Linked DNA regions of Mus musculus: all the other regions are linked to region 3. The links are chromatin loops, found by intact Hi-C in ENCODE. Cell type or tissue: gastrocnemius. All regions are shown on one strand.

Region 1 (8,000 bases), 160 kb after region 3:
CAGGAAGGTTGATCTTACTGTTCTGTTTCAAATATATGGCCTCTAATTCTTTATGACTGTGACATACCTATAAACAAATACATGAACTCAATCTGCTGAGTACATTTAGTGTAGCTTATATACAAAGATATACAGATTAAAAAAGATAACCAGATGAACGGGAGCAGATAGTTAGACAGGCAGACAGACAGATATTAGGGCTGAACATAGGAACTAAATAACTTTGGGAATTATTTAGGGAGCTCATCGCTGGTAAGACTAACTCTGCCACTCTGCAGCTTTTTATTGCTTGTGACTCTTCACCTAAGTGTGACAATCCATGCAATTTCCCACATCCACGTAGGTATGTCCACTGGTGGCATTACTGTTCAGGTCTGTTTAATGGCCACATTGCTGAGATTTCACAAGTGTATCATTCCTGTCATATCTAGAAGACTCAGTCTTACACCAGACTTTCTGGTCTTTTGACTCTGTAGTCTTTCTGCACCCTCTTCTACAGTGTTGCCTGTCTTAGGTGTAAGGCTTATGTTGTATCAACTGAGGCTGAGCATCACACAGTCAGTTGCTGTCTGCATTGTGACTAGTTGTGGCTCTCTGACATGATCTGTGACTGCTGGGAAAAGGAGCATCTTTAATGGCTAGTGAGTGAGAGTCCCACATACCTGTGGGTATAAAGATAAGTATTGAGAAGCAGTGAGGAATTATATTTGGATGGGAAACTGGCCTAGTAGGCTCTCTTCTGAGACCCTTGACCTACATGGCCACGTAGGGTTCCTTAGGTTTTCACCTACCAGGCATGATTTTCTTCCTGTTCAGACAGCCCTGAAGTCAAACTAGACAGTAGCCTGTTATCACCAACACACAAATGCCACAATGGCACCTTTACAGTTATCTCAATGTGATGGTGGTCATTGTACTTCATAGGTGTCACAGGTAGGTAGGTTATTGCTTTCCTCCCTTGGCAACATTCCAGCACCTTCTGGTATTATGAAAACTGGTCCTCAGGAAAACACTTCTGGGTCAGATTCAGCTCAATTTCTCCAAGTTCTGTATCTGAAGTGTGTGGTGACTTCACAAAAGGGACCTTCAACTTCTGAGGCTCAAATAAGGTCAACAGCAATAGCATATATTGGGGGAGTTTCATGTACACCACTGACAAACAACTCAAAGTTTCTCCTGCCTGACAGTGAAGTTTCTGTTACTCTGTGGCTGATGGGGAAGTCATTCTCAGCCATAGGAAGTGTCATCACTTCATTTAAAGTATACACATATGTAGGCATGTGTTCCTATATGTACTATAAATAATTTAGGTAAATATGAAACAGTGATTCCTAATGTAGTCTTTTTCTATAGTTTTGTTTTAATTCTTTCTCCAAGTTTATCCTTGTGTTTTCTGGAGTATCTGAGCCAAGGTGATTTCTAGAAAAGTTATTACCTTGAAATTCTGAACTACATTACACACGCTGTTTGTCAGAGTTCTCCCAGAATGTACCCCTCAGTGCTGGCTGTGTCCACTGGATGCACAATCTCTTGGAAGCTGTGGTTCTTAGTTTGTCTTGAGTTCCAACGTCATCAACCCATAGAGCACTGTTCCGGGGAGCATACACCTTGATCTTCGGAAGAGCAGGGAGCAGGGCTCACTGGGCCCTCTTAGGAGTCTGCCTACCACAGAGGCCATGTCCCACTTCCTCTAAGACAAAAGGGGGAACTTGCAGTTGGTTGAACATTCTTTTCAAATCAGTCATTCCTCCCGTTGTCCTGTGTCATTCCCTCGTTATATGATAACCCACACAATGAGGCTAGAGTTCCAGAGGCCCTATGGACACCTTAGGAAAGGGTTCACATAAGGTTGAGGACACAGCCAGGGGAAGTATTGCTTCTTTTGCCTTGAATGTACTGCTCTGTCCTTTTAGACTGCAGTGGGTAACTGTACAGAGTCAGTGGAGTCTGACTTACACCAGCAAGTGTGAGGAAATTTCTAGGAGAAAGCAAAATCTGAACAAGAGGACTTGGTCTATCCTGGTCAGCAGTAGAAGCAGCAACTGAGAGAAGCGAGGGAAGGCAATACTGGCTCTCATGGGGGACTGGAGAGGGTCCTGCTTTACTGTACGAGCAAACAGCAAGGCTTGTCCTGCTTTAATTAATGATTAGTATTTCTCTCCTCTCTTCTCCATTCAGCTTCTGCTATACAGAGCCATGGCTTGGGCCTCCAGCTTTGATGCATTCTTTAAGAATTTTAAGAGGGAAAGCAAAATCATCTCATCATTCACCACATTCAAGTAGGCTTCATCCCAGGGATGCCGGGATGGTTCAATATATGGAAATCCATCAATGTAATCTACTACATAAACAAACAGAAAGGAAAAAAACCACATGATCATTTCATTTGATGCTGAAAAAGCATTTGACAAAATTCAACATCCCTTCACGTTAAAAGTCTTGGAAAGATCAGGAATTCAAGGCCCATACCTAAACATAGTGAAAGCAATATACACCAAACCAGTAGGCAACATCAAACTAAATGGAGAGAAACTTGAAGCAATTCCACTAAAACCAGAGACTATCTATTCCCTAACTATTAAATATAGTACTTGGAATTCTAGCTAGAGCAACTAGACAAAAAAAAAAATGAGAGAGAAAAAAATAGGTCAAAGGGATACAAATTGGAAAGGAAGAACTCTACATATCAGGATTTACAGATGTCATGAGAGGCACCAGCCAAGGGACAGCCCAGGTCCAGCTCTGGATAGGGAATACTCCCAGCTCTGCACAGTTGTGCTATCCTTAAAACATTGCTAATTGTTCAAAACTGTTTCACTGCCCCAGATAGTCCTACAAGGTAATGGGTCACAAAATGAAATAGGCTAACGTCTAAGCCCCGCTGTTGTATGAACTGCTTGTTTGAATTGCTGAGGGTCCTGCTGGAGGTCTGTAACAGAATCAAGACTTGCCAGTGCTTGGACAGGATAAGAATTAATTTGATCCCCAAATAATAACTGTGGTTATTCACTCTATAATTCTTTAGCTAACAATATTGGGGACCTTACTTAGAGAATTCCCTCTGGTTTTGTCTTGGTCAGTCTCCTTCTTAGTAAAACACCTCTAATTTACTGAAACCAAAACTCCAGCCAGACTAGTGACTGTCTGAACAACCACAGACCCATAGTATCACATAGGAAAATGCTGGAGCAAGGAAGAACAATGGATTAGCCTCCTGTCCCTACAGTCTGTGCCTCTGTGGTTAGGAAGTCTGTGTCTGGTATGGCCAGGAGTGGGGTTGGTGAGGGTGGCTTTCAATTTAATGCCACCTTGGAGTCATTTTAATAGAGAGTGGACTTCTGCGTGGGATCAGAGACCGGCACTCACAGTGAAAATGGAGGAAATGCTTCTCATCCAAATGAGTGCAAGGGGCAGGGAAGATGAGCCACAGTGCTCTCAGAGGTTCAGTGCAGCAATGCACTTTATAACCCCTAACATCAGTGAAACATTTTTGAACAATTAACAAAATTTTAAGGATAGCCCAACTGTACCAGGAAAAAATTGAGTGCGGCCAACTGACTGAGTGCTTTCAAAGTAGGAGCAACTTCCTCACAGCTTATACAAGATAAAATTGATTTTGTTTTTACAAAATGTAGCACAGTGAACTTAACACATTAATCACAATGTTCACCATTTCCATGGATTTTTCTATGAGTGGCTAGGGAGATAATCACAGGATAAAGTAACTGTCTTTCAAAGAGAAAGTTATGAGTTGGATACCCAGAATCCACATAAAAGACAGGCATAGTGGAGTGAGCTTGTAATTCCAGAACTAAGGAAGGAGAAACGCAGAACTCTGAAGCTCACTTGTCAGCCACCCTTGCCTAATTGGTGAAATATAGGCCAGTGAGTGTGTCTTTCTCAAAATAAGGAACAAGATATCTGAGAAACAACAGCATCTACACACACATGTCCACACACACAAAGAGAGAGAAAGAGAGATAGAGACAGACACAGAGACACAGAGACAGAGGCAGAGACAGAGACAGAGTAAGACAGAGAGATGAGAGAAAGAATATCAACAGAATAAGGCAGGGTTACAGCAAGTGTCTGCAATCATTGAGCCATGGGCTTACTGGATCTGAAAGGCAGTACTGCTCAGCAGTAGATGACATCATTGACAAGAGGATCTTGAGGTAGGGAAGCAGAATGGTCAGTAGGAGGGAGCCCTGACACTGGAATCAAAGGAGGCCTCCTGGTACCAGGGCAGAGGGTCCTCCATTATGGATTATTTCACTCAGGGGTTGTTCACAGAAAGGCCCTTCTCTGTCTTCTGCACCACAGAGCAACCCCAACCCAGACAGCAGCAAAGTTCCATAACACCCACACATCCTGGGTCTGTTGATCTTCTGATGCCATCTTGAACTTGGAGAAAGAAGGTGTATTGTGGGAAAATATTCCTCAGAGTCAATGCAGGGTCCTCTTTGGGGTGGAGGGTTGTTGTTGTAGTTTTTTTGTTGTTATTTTTTATTTTGGCTTTGGTTTCGGTTGAGACTGATCACAATGTGTGCCTCCTTTTCAGAGTTTTGAGCACTATTTCATAAAGGTCATTTCACCAATAAGATCCTTTGAAAGAAAAAAAAAAAGAGGACGTGGAGGAGGAAAGAGAGAAACAAAGAAATGAACAAAGAAAATCAAGTGCTTGCAGCCCTGTAGATTTATATCTGTATTGTCTGAGCTCTATTGCTTTTTATCCTGTCTGGTATCCAGGCCATACCATGTGCTTTTCTTACTGTGTTTCTGAGGCAGAGCTTGAAACCAGGACAGTGATGTCATCAGTATTTTCCCTGCCTCAGGCTTGCGTTGTCTGGGATCTTGCATGCTTTCAACCTAATATTAAGACTTTTTTTTCTATTCCTGTGAATGATGGCATTAGAATATTGATAGGAATTGCATTGAATCTGTAGATTAATTTTCATATGCCAGCCATTTTTATGACATTAATTCTTCTAATCCTATGGGATGAGTAGTATTTCTTTTTTAGTGTACTCCAATGTTTTTGAAGCTCTTAAAGGTTCAGTTATTCAGGGCTTTTCCTTTCCTGGTTACTCTTATATCGAGGAATGTTATTTGAGAAAGGTGGTGGCTAATTGTATAAATGAGATTGATTCTGTTTTCTTCTTTAGCATGTTTGTCATTGGGATGCATGAAGGTGACCAAGATTTTTATGTTGATTTTGAGTTCTGTCTCTTTCCTGAAATGATTGTAAGAGTTCTCTGAGGAAGACTTTGGATTCTATTATTGATAGAACCTCTTCCTGTGCTCAGTGTGTTTGATTGGAGGTTTTCTCAATTGACGCAACATTGGCCATATGTTTGCCATATGCCGCCTTTAGTATGTGGAGATGTGTTCTCTCCTTTCCCAGTTTTTTTAGGAACTTGTCATGAAGAACACATTTGACTTTTGTGTCAGACCATGGGCTCTTAGGAGAATTGTCCTCGGCCTGAGCTTAGGTCCTCCCACTGGGGGCCTCTTGCACACCTTGTTTTTATTTTTATTTATTTATTTATTTATTTTTTTTTTTTTTGCAAAATCTTGCTAGTGTATTGATGAGGCTGAGATGCATATTTTACACCTTGTTTTTAAAAATCTACCTAAAACTCCTGTGGCCAACATGAACTTAGGAACCATGTCTGGCTGAACATCTAATATTTTTCTATTTTCCTATAAATGTACCATCATATATAAACAAGCAGTAATGGGCCTTGGGCCTGCCCTATATATGAGTCATATGTTACCATTTGGGTTGTCCAGGACATAGACACAGCTCTGAGTTACTGGTATCAAGAGGAGCAGAGAGCAAACCTGTCATCTGCAGATGATGTTCTCAAGAAGTCTCTATAATGCCACTATTAAGATAAAAAAAAAATGCTGGTTTTTCATCTTACCTTTCCCTTAACTAGGATGATATAGGTAGAGTATTCTCATTTCTCATTACTACATAGTTTAGGTCAAGATTCTCCACAGGAGCAGAACTGCTAGATAGAATCTACATGCATTAAAGGAGATCTAATAGAGTGGCTAAGCACCTGTGATCTGGCCAGTCCAACAGTAGATGTCTCCTGAAGGGAAAGCCAAGAACTCAGTCCATGAGGCTGCCTGTCACAGCCGGCCTTCAGTGTACACTGGAAGCCCTAAGAAGTGGGCTCTAATACCAGTGAAAGAATGCCGCCGCAGCAGAATAGATAAACTTGCCAGCTTAAATGAGAGCAAGCAAGCAAAGAAGAAATGTCTCCTTCCTCCATGTCCTTAGATGTAGCCCAGAATTAGAGTAGATCTTCCAACCGCAAATGACCCAATGTAGAAAAATGCATTAGAGGGGTGCCCAGCTACTTGGGTTACAGTAAATTCCAGACAGAGACAATTTGAGCACCAAGATGAGTCATCATTTGGGGTTTGTTAAAAGACAAATCTACAACACTTACTCATGTTGGGGTCCAGAAGTTGCCCTACAAACCCCACCATACACCAGTCTCAGTCAGCCACGGATAGTTTAAGGAGCATTTGCCCCAGGACTGACCAATTAGTGCCACAGAGCAGACTTGGGAGCTGATTAACTCTGAGCCAGATTCATACAGAACTTTGAACCCTGAAATCCACAAATCTCTGTGCCAAGTTATTCCACTATTTAGGGATAAGAGACTTCCTAAAGAACATATACTTGTGGCATGCTTCTCCTGTCCTCATTGGTTGGGTGATTCAACTGTGGCAGGGTGACTTAACTTGCCTAGTATTCATGTCCCAACTTGCCAACCAGGGTGTCAGTTACCCACACACATGGAAGAAAGTAGGATATCAATTCCAAGGCAGGTCTCAAGTCCAAGCTTTTGTGGCAAACTATATAAAGCAGGTCTAATTGACCTCTGTTATGATTGGTTTCCAAGAACAATAAGGTGTAGAACATAACAGACTTTGGATTAACAGTTAGCTCAGGTAACAAAACATTCCTATTAACAGTACATGAGAAAATTTCCTTGTAACAGTCGCAAAAGCTCATGAGAAAGTTTACTTGAAATAGTGTAAAATGAATGGCTAGACAAGCAGTAGATACCCAGGCTAGAATAACTCACTTTTTCCACTATGTAGTCTTCTAGCACCTGCACCATTTGAAAAATGATACCAACACATTTTGGACGGCGAGTGTTTTGTTTTGATTTTCCAGGAAAAGTTTCTCTGTATAACACTGGATGTTCTTGAACTCACAGGACTATCCTGACCTTGAACTCATCTGCATGCCTCTGCCTCTGCCTCTGCCTCTGTAGGCCATGTTCTCCGGGCACACACACACGCACACGCACACGCACACACAGTTTTGTAAGATTAGCTTTATCCTGTGAAAGTCAACATGTGCTATTTGTGGCTCTGAGGTCCATATTCTTTTCTCTGAACAACAACTTCCAATTACACTATTTTTTTTCTGAAAAGCTCATGGTTTCATTTTTCTTCACAATTGTATAGATGTTTATTTTGTTTATGTTCCATAATGTCTTTGTCCATTCATCTACACTGAGTTGATTTCATTGTGATCATTAACACAGCATCTCTAACCACGGATGTGCTTGCATCTGTGTGGTCTGTTGACTAACAGTCCTTCACGTTGAAGTGAGTAGTGTACCTGGGACAGTGATCAATATCTGAAGGAACTGCACCAACTTTTAACAGTGAGTGTGCTTCCTCTTTTCAACATTTGTTGTTGGTAGTGGTTTCTTGGAGGTAACATTTTGAATTGCCCTTCCTCTGATAGTTCAGGAAATCGAGTAAATTTTCAAGTATGTATCAGCCATTTAGTCTTTTGACTATCTCTACATCTCATTGGCACACTAATTGATTGAATGATTTAGATTTTCACTGTTTCAGGGATTTTTACATTGTCAAAATACTCCACCATTTCCCTAGATCCCACATCATTTCTGTTGTCTCTTCTACATCACACTAAGTCTTGGAGGGGGTAACTGAGATAT
Region 2 (8,000 bases), 81 kb after region 3:
AGGAGAGTAGACTGGGTTCTGAGCTGCAGAGAAATATGAAGGCATTCCCTGGATATATGGAAACATGTGTACCAACGTGTTTGGTGCAAGGCATGACAGGGTTTTCAGGAATGACAGATGGTACAAAGGTGAAGGTCTGATAGGGAAGTGACAATGATGCGAATAATGGTATAAATTGTACCCGGGGACAGATGGTGGGTATAAAGTGACAAACTGTATCCTGGGTGGTCACAACACCCATGTATGCTCACCCCAGGTATGGAGCCACTACAGACCAACATACAGATACCACCAAAGTTCAACTTTATGAGCCAGTGGGTTTTATCGGGGTTTCTAACACAGCAGGAAATACTCAAGACAGTTTCATCACCAAGGCTCACCCCTGCATGAGTGACAGCTCAGGAAAGCTGGGGCCCTGGAGCAGCTCAGCAGGTCAGAGAGCATCCTTTACAAGTGATTCTGCTCTAACCCTCTTCCAGGCAGCTTACTGGGTTTCTGCTTCTTCCAGGAAGCTGGTCTGGATGCTGAGTCTTCTCTGCAGCTCAGCTTCATTAGTCTGAGAGGGACTCTCAGCCTTTATGGCTTACTCTGGTGGGAAGGTTCTAGTTAAACTAGTCAGTTTCAGTGCTTCTGGTTCTGTCTGCCCAGGCCTGAGCCCTCATTCTCTGTGTGTGGGGGCTTCAAGGGTGGGGTGTCTGTGTGTGTGTGTGCTGGTTCAACTGGCTGTCAGCATGTAGGAAAACACAAATTGACCCATTCTTATCTCCATGTACAAAACTCAAGCCCAAGTGGATCTAGGACCTCCACATAAAGCCAGATACACTGAAACTTATGGAGAGAAAGTGGAGAAGAGCCTGGAACACATGGGCACAGAGGAAAAATTCCTGAACAGAACACCAATAGCTTATGCTCTAGGATCAAGAATCAAAAAATTTGACCTCATAAAATTGCAAAACTTTTATAAGGCAAAGGACACTGTCAATAGGACAAAAAGGCAAACAGAAGATTGGGAAAACACCTTTACCGATCCTACATTTGATAGAGAACTAATATCCAATATATACAAGGAAATCAAGATATTAGATTCCAGAGAATCAAATAACTCTATTTTTATTTTTTTTAACTCTATTTTTAAAATGAGGTACAGGGCTGGTAAAATGGCTCAGTGGTTAAGAGCACCAACTGCTCTTCCAGAGGTCATCAGTTCAAATCCCAGCAACCGCATGGTGACTGACAACCATCCATAACAAGAAACAAATAAAGAACCTATGGGCTGTACCAAGCAGGCCAGAGAAAGAGGTAGAAAGGGAAGGAGGAAAAAATAAAGTTTTTTTTTTAATGTACTTTTAAAAAAGCTATTTAAAAATGAGGTACAGCTAAACAAAGAATTCTCAACTGAGGAATACTGAATGGCTGAGAAGTACCTAAAGCAATGTTCAACATCCCTAGTTATCAAGGAAATGCAAATCAAAACAACCCTGAGATTCCACCTCACACCAGTATGAATGGTTAAGGTCAAAAACTCAGGTGACAGCAGATGCTGGCAAGGATGTGGAGAAAGATGAATACTCCTCCATTGTTGGTGGGATTGCAAGCGGGTACAACCACTGTGGAAATCAGTCTGGCAGTTCCTCAGAAAAATTGGACATAGTATTGCCTGAGGACCAAACTATACCTCTCCTGGGCATATACCCAAAAGAGTCTCCAACATATAACAAGGACACATACTGTACTATGTTCATAGCAGTCTTATTTATTTATTTATTTTTCATTTTTTAGTAGATATTTTCATCATTCACATTTCAAGTCCTATCCCCAAAGCCCCCTATTCCCTCCCCCGACCATGCTCCCAACCCACCCACTCCCTTTTCCTGGCCCTGGCATTTCCCTACACTGGAGCATATGACCTTTGCAAGACTAAGGACCTCTCCTCCCATTGAAGGCCAACTAGGCCATCCTCTGCTACATATGCAACTACAGACACAGTACTGGAGGGTACTGGTTAGTTCATATTGTTGTTCCTCCTTTAGCTCCTTGGGTACTTTCTCTAGCTCCTTCATTAGAGACTCTGTGTTCCATCCAATAGATGCCTGTGAGCATCCACTTCTGTATTTGCCAGGCACTGGTATAGCCTCACAAGAGAGAGCTATATCAGAGTTCTGTCAGTAAAATCTTTCTGGCATATGCAATAACGTCTGGGTTTGGTGGTTGTATATGTGATGGATCCCTGGGTAGGACAGTCTCTGGATGGTCCTTCCTTTTGTCTCAGCTCAGAACTTTGTCTCTGTAACTCCTTCCATGGGTATTTTGTTCCCCATTCTAAGAAGGTGCAAAGTAGCCACACTTTGATATTCCTTCTTCTTGAGTTTCATGTGTTTTGCAAATTGTATCTTGGGTATTCTAAGTTTCTGGGCTAAAATCCACTTATCAGTGAGTGCATATCAAGTGACTTCTTTTGTAATTGGGCTACCTCACTCAGGATGATATCCTCCAGATGCATCCATTTGTCTGAGAATTTCATGAATTTTCTGTTTTTAATTGCTGAGTAGTACTCCATTGTGTAAATAAACCACATTTAGCAGTCTTATTTATAAGACTTCCTTCAACAGAGTAATGGATATAGAAAATGTGGAACATTTACATAATGGAGTACTGCCCACCATTTAAAACGATGAATATATGAAATGCTTAGGCAAATGGATGAAACTAGAAAATATCATCCGGAGTGAGGTAACCCAATCACAGAAGAACACACATGGTACAGATTCACTGAGGAGTGGATATTAGCCCAAAAGCTCGGAATAACCAAGATACAATTCACAGACCACATGAAGCTCAAGAGAAGAAAGAACATACTGTGGATGCTTCAGTCCCTCTTAGAAAGGGGAACACCCTTATAGAAGTAGGGAGATGAGGAACGAGATGGGTGCTTCCAGGAGGGGAGGAGCCACCAGGAAAGGGGAAAATATTTGAAATATAAATAAAGAAGAGGCCAGCAGAGGCAGCAAGCAGAGCAGCCCCAAACTGAGCCCTCTCCTGCCTGCCTGACCTCTGCTCCCCTCCACCTGTCCCCATCTCTTTCTCCCTTCCTTCTCCACACCCCCCTCCTCTGCCCACTAGTGGGGGGGGGGGGCTTGGCTTCCTACCCGCCAGTATTGATCCACCCCACACATACCCCACCCCTGGTCTCCTGCCCTTCCCCTTCCTGCCTGCTCCCCTTTTCTCCTCAGTGGACTTGTGCCTCCAGTGACCAAAGACTTGACTACTCAAAGTCCAGCTCCCTGTAACTGCTAGACGTGGACACCAGTGTGATTGAAGGTTTATAAACTGTCACTCTCGCCATCAAGCTACTTAAGCATGGAAAGGAAGTTGGCAGTATCATACAAAAGAAAGGAGAATCTGTTAAGATGCACTGCACGAGAAGACTGGTGCACTTATCAACATCTCAGAAGGAATTGTCCTGGGAATATTATCACTTTGTCTCGACAGACTAATGTCACTTCAAAGCCTTGCAATGATCATTGACAAACTGGAAGAGGACATAAGCAGCTCTATGACCAATAGCACAGCTGCCAGTAGACCCCCGGTTACCTTACATCTGGAGGTTCCTGCTAGTCAGTCTCTCTCTCTCTCTCTCTCTCTCTCTCTCTCTCTCTCTCTCTCTCTGTCTCTCTGGTTTTTTTGAGACAGTGTTTCTCTGTGTGTCTTGTGTGGCTCTCTTATTGGAAAAGGTGGTTGCAAGATCAAGGAAATAAGAAATAAGAGAGAGAACAGGGGCTCAGGTCCAGGTGGCAGGGGATATGCTCCTTAACTCAAGTGAGCAGGCAATAACTATTGTTGGCATTTCACAATCCATCATTGAGTATGTGAAACAGATCTGCATGGCCATGTTGGAGTCCCCCTGAAGGGCGTGACCATCCAGTACAGGCCCAAGCCCTCCAGTTCTTCAGTCATCTTTGCAGGTGGTCAGGCCTATACCATTCAAGGACAGTGTACCATTCCACAGCCAGATTTGACCAAGCTGCACCAGTTGGCAATGCAACAGTCTCATATTCCCATGACCCATGGCAACACCAGATTCAGTGCAGGTTTCGATGCATCTGCTCAAACTACTTCTCATGATCTCACCATTCCAAATGATTTGATTGGCTGCATAATCGGATGTCTGGGGGCCAAAATCAATGAGATCCATCAGATGTCTGGGGCACAGATCAAAATTGCAAACCAGAGGAAGGATCTACTGATAGGCAGGTTTCTATCACTGGATCTGCTGCCAGCATTAGCCCTGCTCAGTATGTAATCAATGTCAGGCTTTCCTCAGAGACAGGGGGCAGGGGGAACAGAGCAGATTCACCCATAATCCCTTTCTGCTGGTCACCACCACCTATGATGCATCTGTGTAGTTTCTGAACAGCCAACCATTCCAGGTTTTAAAATAGTTTGTAAATTTTCAGTTTCTACACACTATATCATCCACTCATGATATTTTAACTGAAGTGTTTTAATTCCTTTATCTGTTCATCAGTTACGCTGAGATATCCATATTTATAAGCTTCTCCCCCTTTTTCTTTTTTTTTGGGGGGGGGGGTTGGCTCATGAATTTCTGTTTGTCATGGAAATGTAAGAGTGGATTATTAATACATTTCAGTTTAGTTCTGTAATGTCAGGAATTTTTCAAAAAAAAAATCCTAAAAGATGGACTGGACCTTTTCCTTTGTGATTAGAAACTGGATACCACAGTGACTTAATTGGGTATTGTTCCTGTCTGATGTTATTTCTATACCTTTTTACCTTCATAGAGACTGATTCAGTTTAAATAGAATTAATGGACTTCAAAAAATGAAAAGAAAATATCCAATAAAAATGTAAAAAGAAAATATTGCTGGTTGTTGAAAGATATTTCACTGACAAAGCTATTTCTTTTCCTTCGTTCTTTTTTTCTTTTTTTAATTGAGTATTTTCTTTATTTACATTTCAAATGTTTTCCCTTTCCAGTTCTCCCCTTCAAACCCCCCCCCCCGATCCCATCCACACTCCCCCTGCCCCTATGAGGGTGCTCCACCACTCACCCACCCAGCCCCATCTTCCTGCCCTAGCATTCCTTTACACTGGGTCATCTGTGGAAACACACAGGCCCAAGGGCCTCTCCTCCCTCTGATTCCAACAAGGCCATCCTCTGACACATATGCAACCAGACCCATGGATCCTTCCATGTGTGCTCTTTGGTTGATGGTCCAGTGTCCCAAAGCTCCGGAGGGTCTTGTGGTTGACACTGTTGCTCCCTCCATGGGGCTGCAAACCCCCTCAGCTCTTTCAGGCCCTCCTCATCTCCTACATCGGGGACCTCAGGTTCAGTCCAATGGTTGGCTGCAAGCATCTGCCTCTGTGTTTTCAGACTCTGGCAGAACCTCTCAGAAGACAGCCATATTAGGCTCCTGTCAGAAAGTACTTCCTGACATCTGGGTTTGGTGACTATATGTGAGATAAAATATTCCACAAAATAGAAACAGAATGAATACAACCCAATTTGTCCTATGTGGCCACAATTAGACTTATACCTAATTTACACCAAAAAACAACAAGAGGACTTCAGACCAATTTCCCTTAGAAATATTGATACAAACACACTCAATAAAATTCTCTCAAAATGGATCCAAGAACACATCAAAATGATCATTCACCACATTCAAGTAGGCTTCATCCCAGGATGGTTAAATATATGGAAATTCAACAACGTAATCTACCACATAAACAAACTGAAAGGAAAATAACTGCATGATGATTTCATTTGATGCTGAAAAAGCATTTGACAAAATTCAACATCCCTTCACGGAAAGATCAGAAATTCAAGGCCCATACCTAAATATAGTGAAAGCAATATACACCAAACCAGTAGGCAACATCAAACTAAATGGAGAGAAACTTGAAACAATTCCACTAAAACCAGAGACTATCTATTTCCTAACTATTAAATATAGTACTTGGAATTCTAGCTAGAGCAACTAGACAAAAAAAAAAAAGAGAGAGAGAGAGAGAGAGAGAGAGAAAGAGAGAGAAATAGGTCAAAGGGATACAAATTGGAAAGGAAGAACTCAAAATATCAGGATTTGCAAATGATATGATAGGATACTTAAGGGACCCCAAAATCTACACCTGAGAACTCCTGCAGCTGATTAACAACTGCCCCGGCTATTTCTACAAGAATGGGAGGCAAGATTAAACAGGCTATCTGAGAAGCTTTGCTTACTGGTGAACTCCCTGCTAGCTTGCTAGCTAGCTTGCTTGCTTGCTTGCTTGGTTGCTTGCTTGCTTGCTTGGTTGCTTGCTTGCTTGCATTCTTGGTTGGCTAAGTCACCTGCTGGAGGTCTGGTTCAGAATCAAGCCTCACCCAAACCCAGACAAGAATGAGTTAATTTACCCAAAATATTAACTTTTTGGGCTTTCCCTGTATAATCCTTTAGCTGACTATAGCTGGGGCCTTAGCTAGAAAACTCTCTGGTTTTGTCTAAGCCAGTCTCTTTTTAATAAAAAGGCTCTAATTTGCTTAAAGCAAAACTTAAGTCGTGCTGCAAAATCTCTAAACCCAAGACCCACACTAGGACAGTCTTCCCAGAGGTAAAAGCCATCACATGAGTTAGCATTCTCCCAGAGGAATCCAGAGGGGCAGAACAGCTTGGCACGTTTGTGACCTTATCTAACCTGTGAATGTGGGAGTTGCCCCTTGATTCCTACAAACTAGCCATTTCCTGGAACTGAAACTGAATCTTACTCTGACTCCTCCTTGTGTGGTTTATATAAATAGGGCTTAGATCCTGGCAGAAAAGTGTAGAGAACAAGGGCTGTGTGTGGTTCAGTACGTGCCTTAGCCAGCCATGCAAGCCAAAGTATCTACCATGAACTGTGCTAAAAGGGTCACCCCTCAGATACAATAAGGCCTTCTGTTGAACCTTAAACAACTTGACCCATCTAAAGGAGGCCTTATCTAAAGGAGAATATATGGAGTGGGGCATTCCTTCTAGGCTCTGCCCAAGTTACCTGGTAATAGCCATGTATTCCTCACTATAAAAGGGTGCTGTTTTGCGCGCGCGCGCGCGCACGCGCACGCGCGCACACACACACACACACACACACACACACACACACACACACACACACACCTCTTATCCTGTCCTGCGGGATTCAGTTATTCATGGGTGGGAGGGGGACTGCAAACCTGGAAGGAGATGGGAGGAAGGGAAAGAAAGAAGGAGACCAAGCAAATTTGTCAATGTCTCCGTTTATTATGCTGAGGTGCCTTGTTTTAAAGCATACATCACGGGGAATAGGGAGGGTCGAGGGGGAATTTTACAAAGAACAAAGAAGCAGGCATCTGCTGACATGGGGACTGAAGTCAGGCGCTAGGCAGCGGGCACTCTGCATCTTATCTCTGGAACATAGATCCTCCTTGACAGCCTTGGGTGTCAGGCCGGGCTCAGGCGTAACTCGTGTCCTTGGATGGAATATGGGAGTCAGGAAGAGATAGGGAAGAGGGGACTATAATTCAGCTTTTACAGGCTCAGGTGCCAGGAAGGGAATAGGGAGGAGGGAGTGACAACAGGCTCCTATCACGAGGCCATTTGGCCTGTCAGGGAGATTGTGAAGGGCTCGCTTTCTCACGGGATGGTCTCTGACAACACCTCACTCTCTTACTCACTCTAACCCTAACTCTTTTACTCTCTTCTCTCTCTGTCCCTTCTCTCCCCAATCCCCTCCCTGCTCTTTTTCATGGGTTCATGGCTGGCCTCTACTCCTCTCCCCTCTCCCCTCTCCCCTCTCCCCTCTCCCCTCTCCCCTCTCCCCTCTCTCCTCTCCCCTCTCCCCTCTCCTCACTCCTCTCTCCCCTCTCCTCTCATCTCCCCTCTCCCCTCTTCCCTCTCCTCTCCTCTCATCTCCCTTCTCCTCCCATCTCCCTTCTCCTCCCCTCTCCCCTCTCCTTTCATCTCCTCTCTCCTATCTTCTCT
Region 3 (8,000 bases):
CGAAACTGAAACCTAGTCTGACTACAGCCCCCCTTTTTGATGGTTTAGATAAATAGGGCTCAGATCCTGGCAGAAAAGAGTAGAGAGCAAGGGCTGTGTGTGGACAAGTAAGGACAAAGAAACTCAGGGAGATCCGACTGTCCATCCCACGGTCTCCTCCTATCTATGTGCAGTTCTTCCTGGGACACCAGAACGCCACACCTCACATCTTCTCTTCTCTCTTCTCTTCTCTTCTCTTCTCTTCTCTTCTCTTCTCTTCTCTTCTCTTCTCTTCTCTTCTCTTCTCTTCTCTTCTCCCGTCCCCTCCCCTCCCCCCCTCCTCTCCCCTCTCCTCTCCTCTCCCTCTCCTCTCCCTCTCCTCTCCCTCTCTTCTCCCTCTCTTCTCCCTCTCCCGCCTTGCCCTGCCCTGCCCTGCCCTGCCCTTGTCTTCATAGACATCCTGAATCTGAGTTTCAGTTTTAGAAAAAGACCTTTCCTGAGAGGAGATCCATCACAGAAGTGTTATTGCCACCAGATCAAGGTCACCACTGCTGAGGTTAGGGTGTCTAGATTCAGCTTGTTCAATAACCCAAGATGTATGATAACATGAGGAGTGGAGCCCTGACACCAGGAAAGGAGAACTCAGAGCTTTGTACTCAGGGAGGATCCTGGGCACAGGAGTTTCCTTCAGTGGCCATCTTCTGGACTACAGAGAATCCCAGAGAAGAGGAGGCAACCCCTTCCTTCCACCTGTGTGTTATAGACCATGCTTGTCTTCTGGAGCAGTCAAGCTTGGAGAAAGATGCCAGGTTGGGATACTCAGATGCCCTTGGAGTCCGGGCTGTAGGCTCTCCTTTTGTCCCATGGAGATAAAGTCCCAGATCAGAAACAGCCACAGACAAGCTCTGCCAGATCATGTTAGGGCCTCTAGTTTTCAAAGATTCTTCTGCCCTCTGTCACTTGCTACTCTGAAGGGCCTATTTTATAGTTCTTCCTGTTTCTCTCTTGCAGTGTACAAAATGATATGCTTAATACATTCTGGATTTTCACTATAGTATGACTTCAGGAGTTTCTTTTTCTGCCCTGTATATCTGGAGTTCTACATGTATCTAGATGTGCCTTGCTGTCCCTTAATTGGGGGACATTTTTGCTAGGATTCATTGAATATATATTGGATGCTATGGGAAAGGAGTTCTTCTTCTTCTATTTTCTGGTGTTCCAAAGATTACACATGGTTTATTCATAGGTTTTTCAATTATTATGGCCAAACTTGAACAAGTCTTCCAATACTATATTATCTATATATACCTAAAACTTCAGATAATCTCTCTTTCAGGTGATCCATTGTGTTAATGTGCCTTTCCAATGAGCATTTGATTTACAAAAAAAAATAATTTTAGCCTCATATAAGACACAGGTTTCTTCAGTATTTCTTTTTATTCACTTCCATTATCATGCCCTTTGTTGACCCCTGATTGTCATTCATCTGACTGAGTCCTTTTTCCTTGATCATATTGATAATCATCCTTTTGAATTCTCTGTCTGGACCTTTACCTATGTCATTCTCATGAAAACCAGAAGAATTCCCTGGCATTTATAGTTTTTAGAGGAGATCAGCTGTCTTTGCTTTTCATATAACACTTGGCTTTGTGTTCAAATCTGATGTTGTGAGTTAGATCACTTGTTGTGGTTCTGAGTTATGCAGGAGAAGAAAGAGAAACCCTGCAGGACAGGTTAAAGCTTAGCAAGCAGCAGGGAAGGACAGTCTCTGATAGAATGAAACCCACAGAGGCTTACAGAAGCAGTTTCTTTGATTGACACACACACACACAAAAGCCATTTAGGAATTCAGTTCCCACAGACCAAAACCTCTTGCTTAATCTAGGAGTTGTCTGAAAGAATCATTACCTGAGCAATTCTCGGGCACACAAGGCTTCCTGGTTTGCCAGGTGAGTCTTGGTACTGAGGACATGCTAAGGATCTGAAATTCCCAAGAATCAGCAACCCCCAAAATCTCAGATAACTGTCACTGATTGTTTTCAAGAGCTTAACTTCACACTGTAAGTGGCCATCACTCCAAAGTAAATGCCAGGTGCAATGGCTCTTCCAGTTTGCCCACTGCATCTCTCTTTTGTTTAAACTCTATTCAGTTATCTTGGGAATTAAATTTATGTTGAAGATCATGCATCCTTCCAGTAAATACAGTGTTTTCTCTATCATGCTGTTTCACAATCTTGCACAAAGGAGCCAGTAAAGCTATAAGTAAAAAGACAAGGATAGCAGTTGCTAGACCAAGGAATCTATTTAAATGATGCACAAGATTGAAGAAAGCTAAAATATCTGCACTGCTTTCCATAACATTCACCCCAGTCATTTCAGGCAAGCTTTTTGAGAACATATTCTTAATTTCTTGTTGAAAATTATAAATCATTTAATAAGAATGAGGGTGGCCCATCAAATGCATTTTAACCTTTTTTCCAGTCATACTTGTTCTCATTGAAATTTAAAGATAAAATACAATATATAACATGCCATCACATTTAAACTTCACTTGTTCTTTGTCTCTAACTCCAGTTAGTATTAGAGCTTGTCTCAGATCAGCTATTTCATTAACCATGTCACTATTTTATTGTGTTGAGTCCAAAGTTCTGCAGAATGTTTATGCCAGTCCCTCATGAACTCGGCAGTTCAAATTACTTTATGAACCGCTGATCTACCTGCAGTGTATCAACAGTAGCTAAAGCAATAATCCCCATAGCTACAGCAACAAACACCCCAGTCATCCTACAAGTTCTTCTTAATACTCTCATCAAGTATTAAAAATCATCACAGGTGAATTTTGCCATGGTCTTGACAATCTTACCGCCTTCTGGACAGCTGGCTTTGCTCTAAGAAAGCACAAACTTTCTGAAGTGACATTTAAGGACATACTAGAATTAGCACAGCTATGAAGAGTCCGATAGTCACAAGGGATACTATAATCATTAGGCTGGCACTGGACAGGCCTTTTCAGTAGCAAATTAGGGAATGATATCCATACTACAAAGGGGTGACATAGATTTAAGCTAAAGGTCAAAGACGACAAACCATCATTAATGTTTAAACTCCTTTTCCATGCTTTAGGAGGGTAAAAGGCACTTGTTAATTTCCAGAAATAAGTCTGCACTGGATGGTCAGATTGCAGGAGAGCACTGACAGTCCAACTCCATGCCATCAAATACATTCATTAACAGTAGAACTAATTTCCACAGTTCCAATTGAACTCTACTGTTGCAGTCTAAATTCTGAGTAAGACCATTTTCCTGAAGAAAGCCATAAGAGCTCCAATCAATGGTTTCTTCAGAGGAGATGTCAACAAGCATCCAAGGGTGCTCCCTTTAACATTTCTGCCTCTGTATCCAGTCTAATGCCTTGTCAGTAATCCACATATCACAAGGCGAAATGTCAGATTTATGGAACTAGTAGCAATAATCTTCTATCATCCTCTAAAGGCATGTAAAATTTATTATGAAAATTCTAGGTAGCATCAACTATGGACAACCATAACTTGAAAAGTTCTATGTAGACTTTGAGTTCTATTTACCCATAAAATAGGAGTTCCTTGCACTCCCACAGTATAATTCATGATTTCTGTACCCTGCTCCATAGGCTTAGCACTTCTCCAGTTGTCATAAGGATCAGGGAAACAAAAAGATTGACTAACCACCAAGGGAAGATCTGTATCCCCCCCCCCAATTTACTTCTATGTTAATTATAGAATTAGGAGTATAGGCCCAGTGTGTATCCTTGGTCCCCATTGCTGTATAACATCCACAGACAGCATACCAAGGAACAAAGTTGTACCATTCAAAGGTTTTGTCAAATTTTTATCAATTCTGATAGTGACCACAACACTTGGTTTCAATTCTGATGTCAAAACATAATGATTATTTATCAAACATTCATTGTAAAAATAAAGGATTGCAGACTGTTCCTATAGACCAAGCCACATCGGAACAACAAAGCATGAGAAGTGTCACAGAGACTGTGAACAATGCGATGTGTCTTTGTGTGTATGTGTGTGCAATGTGTGTGTGTGTGTGTGTGTGTGTGTGTGTGTGTGTGTGTGTGTGTGTAAAGATATATATTTAGGCTTGGTTGGCTATAACATAGAATACATACATATTGTATCTAATATATATTACATGTAATATATTGAGTGGCTCTTACTCATTTCACTACATTGTTAAGGACAGTCACTGTCAGCCCCTGCCCATGAGAAACTGTGAGCACCAGCCAGGAGACAACCCAGGTCCAGCTCTGGATAGGGAATACTCCCAGCTCTGCACAGTTGGGCTATCCTTAAAACATTACTAATTGTTCAAAACTGTTTCACTGCCCCTAGATAGGCCTACAAGGTAATGGGTCACAGATGAAACAGGCTAATGTCTAAGCCCTGCTGTTGTGTGAACTGCTTGTTGGAATTGCTGGGGGTCCTGCTGGAGGTCTGTTACAGAATCAAGACTTGCCAGTGCTCGGGCAGGATATAAATTAATTTGATCCCCAAATAATAACTGTGGTTATTCACTCTATAATTCTTTAGCTAACAATATTTGGGACCTTACTTAGAGAATTTTCTCTGGTTTTGTCTTGGTCAGGCTCCTTCTTAGTAAAACACCTCTAATTTACTGAAACCAAAACTCCAGCCAGACTAGTGACTGTCTGAACAACCACAGACCCATAGAATCACATAGGAAAATACTGGAGCAAGGAAAAACAATGGATTAGCCCCTTGTCCCTACAGTCTGTGCCTCTGTGGTTAGGAAGTCTCTGCCTGGTGTGGTCAGGAGTGGGGTTAGTGAGGGTGGCTTTCAATTTAATACCACCTTGGAGTCATTTGGATAGAGAGTGGACTTCTGCGTGGGATCAGAGACCGGTACTCACAGTGAAGATGGAGGAAACGCTTCTCATCAAAATGCAGTGCAAGGGTCAGGGAAGATGAGCCACAGTGCTCTCAGAGGTTCAGGGCAGCAATGCAGTTTATAATGCCTAACATCCGTGAAACATTTTTGAGCAATTATCAAATTTTTAAAAATAGCCCAACCATACCAGGAAACATTGCATCCGGCCAGCTAACTGAGTGCTTTCAAAGTAGGAGCAACTTCCTCATGGCTTATGCAAGATAAAAATGAGTTTCTTTTTACAAAATGTAGCACACTTAACACATTAATCACAATGTTCACCATTTCCATGGATTTTTCTATGAGTGGCTAGGGAGATAATCACAGGATAAAGTAACTGTCTTTCAAAGAGAAAGTTATGAGTTGGATACCCAGAATCCACATAAAAGACAGGCATAGTGGAGTGAGCTTGTAATTCCAGCACTGAAGAAGGAGGGAGGTGGATCCCTGAAGCTCCCTTGTCAGACACCCTTGCCTAATTGGTGAAATATAGGCCAGTGAGTGTGTCTTTCTCAAAATAAGGATATCTGAGAAACAACAGCATCTACACACACATGTCCACACACACACACACACACACACACACACACACACACACACACACAAAGAGAGAGACAGAGACAGAGACAGACACAGAGACGGACACAGAGACAGAGACAGAGACAGAGACAGAGGCAGAGACAGAGACAGAGTAAGACAGAGAGATGAGGGAAAGAATATCAACAGAATAAGGCAGGGTTACAGCAAGTGTCTGCAATCATTGAGACATGGGCTTACTGGATCTGAAAGGCAGTACTGCTCAGCAGTAGATGACATCATTTGACAAGAGGATCTTGAGGTAGGGAAGCAAAATGGTCAGTAGGAGGGAGCCCTGACACTGGAATCAAAGGAGGCCTCCTGGTACCAGGGCAGAGGGTCCTCCATTATGGATTATTTCACTCAGGGGTTGTTCACAGAAAGGCTCTTCTCTGTCTTCTGCACCACAGAGCACCCCCAACCCAGACAGGAGCAAAGTTCCATAACACCCACACATCCTGGGTCTGTTGATCTTCTGATGCCATCTTGAACTTGGAGAAAGAGGGTGTATTGTGGGGCCATATTCCTCAGAGTCAATGCAGGGTCCTCTTTGGGGTGGAGGGTTGTTGTTGTAGTTTTTATTGTTATTTTTTATTTTGGCTTTGGTTTTGGTTGAGATCTTGCATGCTTTCAACCTAATATTAAGACCTTTTTTTCTATTCCTGTGAATGATGGCATTAGAATATTGATAGGAATTGCATTGAATCTTTAGATTAATTTTCATATGCCAGCCATTTTTATGACATTAATTCTGATCACAATGTGTGCCTCCTTTTCATTGTTTTGAGCACTATTTCATAAAGGTCATTTCACCAATAAGATCCTTTGAAAGAAAAAAAAAGAGGACGTGGAGGAGGAAAGAGAGAAACAAAGAAATGAACAAAGAAAATCAAGTGCTGCAGCCCTGTGGATTTATATTTGTTTTGTCTGAGCTCTCTTGCTTTTTATCCTGTCTGGTATCCAGGCCATACCATGTGCTTTTCTTACTGTGTTTCTGAGGCAGAGCTTGAAACCAGGACAGTGATGTCATCAGTATTTTCCCTGCCTCAGGCTTGCGTTGTCTGGGATCTTGCATGCTTTCAACCTAATATTAAGACTTTTTTTTCTATTCCTGTGAATGATGGCATTAGAATATTGATAGGAATTGCATTGAATCTGTAGATTAATTTTCATATGCCAGCCATTTTTATGACATTAATTCTTCTAATCCTATGGGATGAGTAGTATTTCTTTTTTAGTGTACTCCAATGTTTTTGAAGCTCTTAAAGGTTCAGTTATTCAGGGCTTTTCCTTTCCTGGTTACTCTTATTTCGAGGAATGTTATTTGGGGAAAGGTGGTGGCTAATTGTATAAATGAGATTGATTCTGTTTTCTTCTTTAGCATGTTTATCATTGGGATACATGACGCGACCAAGATTTTTAAGTTAATTTTGAGTTCTGTCACTTTCATGAAATGATTGTAAGAGTTCTCTGAGGAAGACTTGGGGTTCTATTATGAATAGAACCTTATATTATCTTTGACTCTTGCCTTTTCTATTTATAGTTTTTTTCCACTTGTTTTTTTATTGTCCTAGCTAAGACTTCAAGTACTGAACTGAATAAAGAATGGATAATAAAGGAGGTTTACTCATTTGGCACAACGTGGGCCATATGTTTGCCATATGCAGCTTTTAATATGTTGAGATGTGTTCTCTCCTTTCCCAATTTCTTTAGGAACTTGTCATGAAGAACATGTTTGATGTTTGTGTCAGATCATGGGCTCTTAGGAGAATTTTCCCTGGCCTGAGCTTAGGTCCTCCCACTGGGAGCCTCTTGCATGCCTTGTTTTTAAAAATGTACCTAAATCTCCTGTGGCCAACATGAACTTAGAAACCATGTCTGGCTGAACATCTAATATTTTTCTATTTTCCTATAAATGTACCATCATATATAAACAAGCAGTAATGGGTCTTGGGCCTGCCCTATATATGAGTCATATGTTACCATTTGGGATGTCCAGGACATAGACACAGCTCTGAGTTACTGGTATCAAGAGGAGCAGAGAGCAAACCTGTCATCTGCAGATGATGTTCTCAAGAAGTCTCTATAATGCCACTATTAAGATAAAAAAATGCTGGTTTTTCATCTTACCTTTCCCTTAACTAGGATGATATAGGTAGAGTATTCTCATTTCTCATTACTACATAGTTTAGGTCAAGATTCTCCACAGGAGCAGAACTGCTAGATAGAATCTACATGCATTAAAGGAGATCTAATAGAGTGGCTAAGCACCTGTGATCTGGCCAGTCCAACAGTAGATGTCTCCTGAAGGGAAAGCCAAGAACTCAGTCCATGAGGCTGCCTGTCACAGCCGGCTTTCAGTGTACACTGGAAGCCCTAAGAAGTGGGCTCTAATTCCAGTGAATGAATGCCGCCGCAGCAGAATAGATAAACTTGCCAGCTTAAATGAGAGCAAGCAAGCAAAGAAGAAATGTCTCCTTCCTCCTTGTCCTTTTATGTGGGTTG

What was found. Peaks named below come from ENCODE experiments on the same cell type or tissue, not always from the same donor. Only the 100,000 strongest peaks of a DNase experiment are listed, where the experiment ranks them.
Region 1: a loop joins it to region 3, with 6 times the contacts of the local background. A loop is called at or near these places in 15 of 42 quality-filtered maps.
Region 2: it touches region 3 in a loop (2.1-fold over the local background); 20 of 42 quality-filtered maps call a loop at or near these places.

What each region holds. Positions count from the first base shown.
Region 1 is chr11:48,917,689-48,925,688 of GRCm38, reverse strand. The region is part of intron 1 of Gm12185 (predicted gene 12185); the gene reads left to right. Among named protein-coding and RNA genes, the nearest start is that of Gm12185, 5.5 kb to the left of the region's middle. In gastrocnemius, no CTCF peak of the experiment used is centred here; no DNase peak of the experiment used is centred here.
Region 2 is chr11:48,993,010-49,001,009 of GRCm38, reverse strand. It overlaps Gm42074 (a long non-coding RNA gene), which reads right to left. Exons shown (of 4, transcript XR_879821.2): 4 at 7,261-7,489. It also overlaps the pseudogene Gm12186. Among named protein-coding and RNA genes, the nearest start is that of Tgtp1, 4.8 kb to the right of the region's middle. In gastrocnemius, no CTCF peak of the experiment used is centred here; no DNase peak of the experiment used is centred here; H3K27ac peaks cover 165 bases.
Region 3 is chr11:49,073,565-49,081,564 of GRCm38, reverse strand. It overlaps a transcript of Ifi47 not described here. Among named protein-coding and RNA genes, the nearest start is that of Ifi47, 9.5 kb to the left of the region's middle. In gastrocnemius, no CTCF peak of the experiment used is centred here; no DNase peak of the experiment used is centred here; H3K4me3 peaks cover 702 bases; H3K27ac peaks cover 1,847 bases.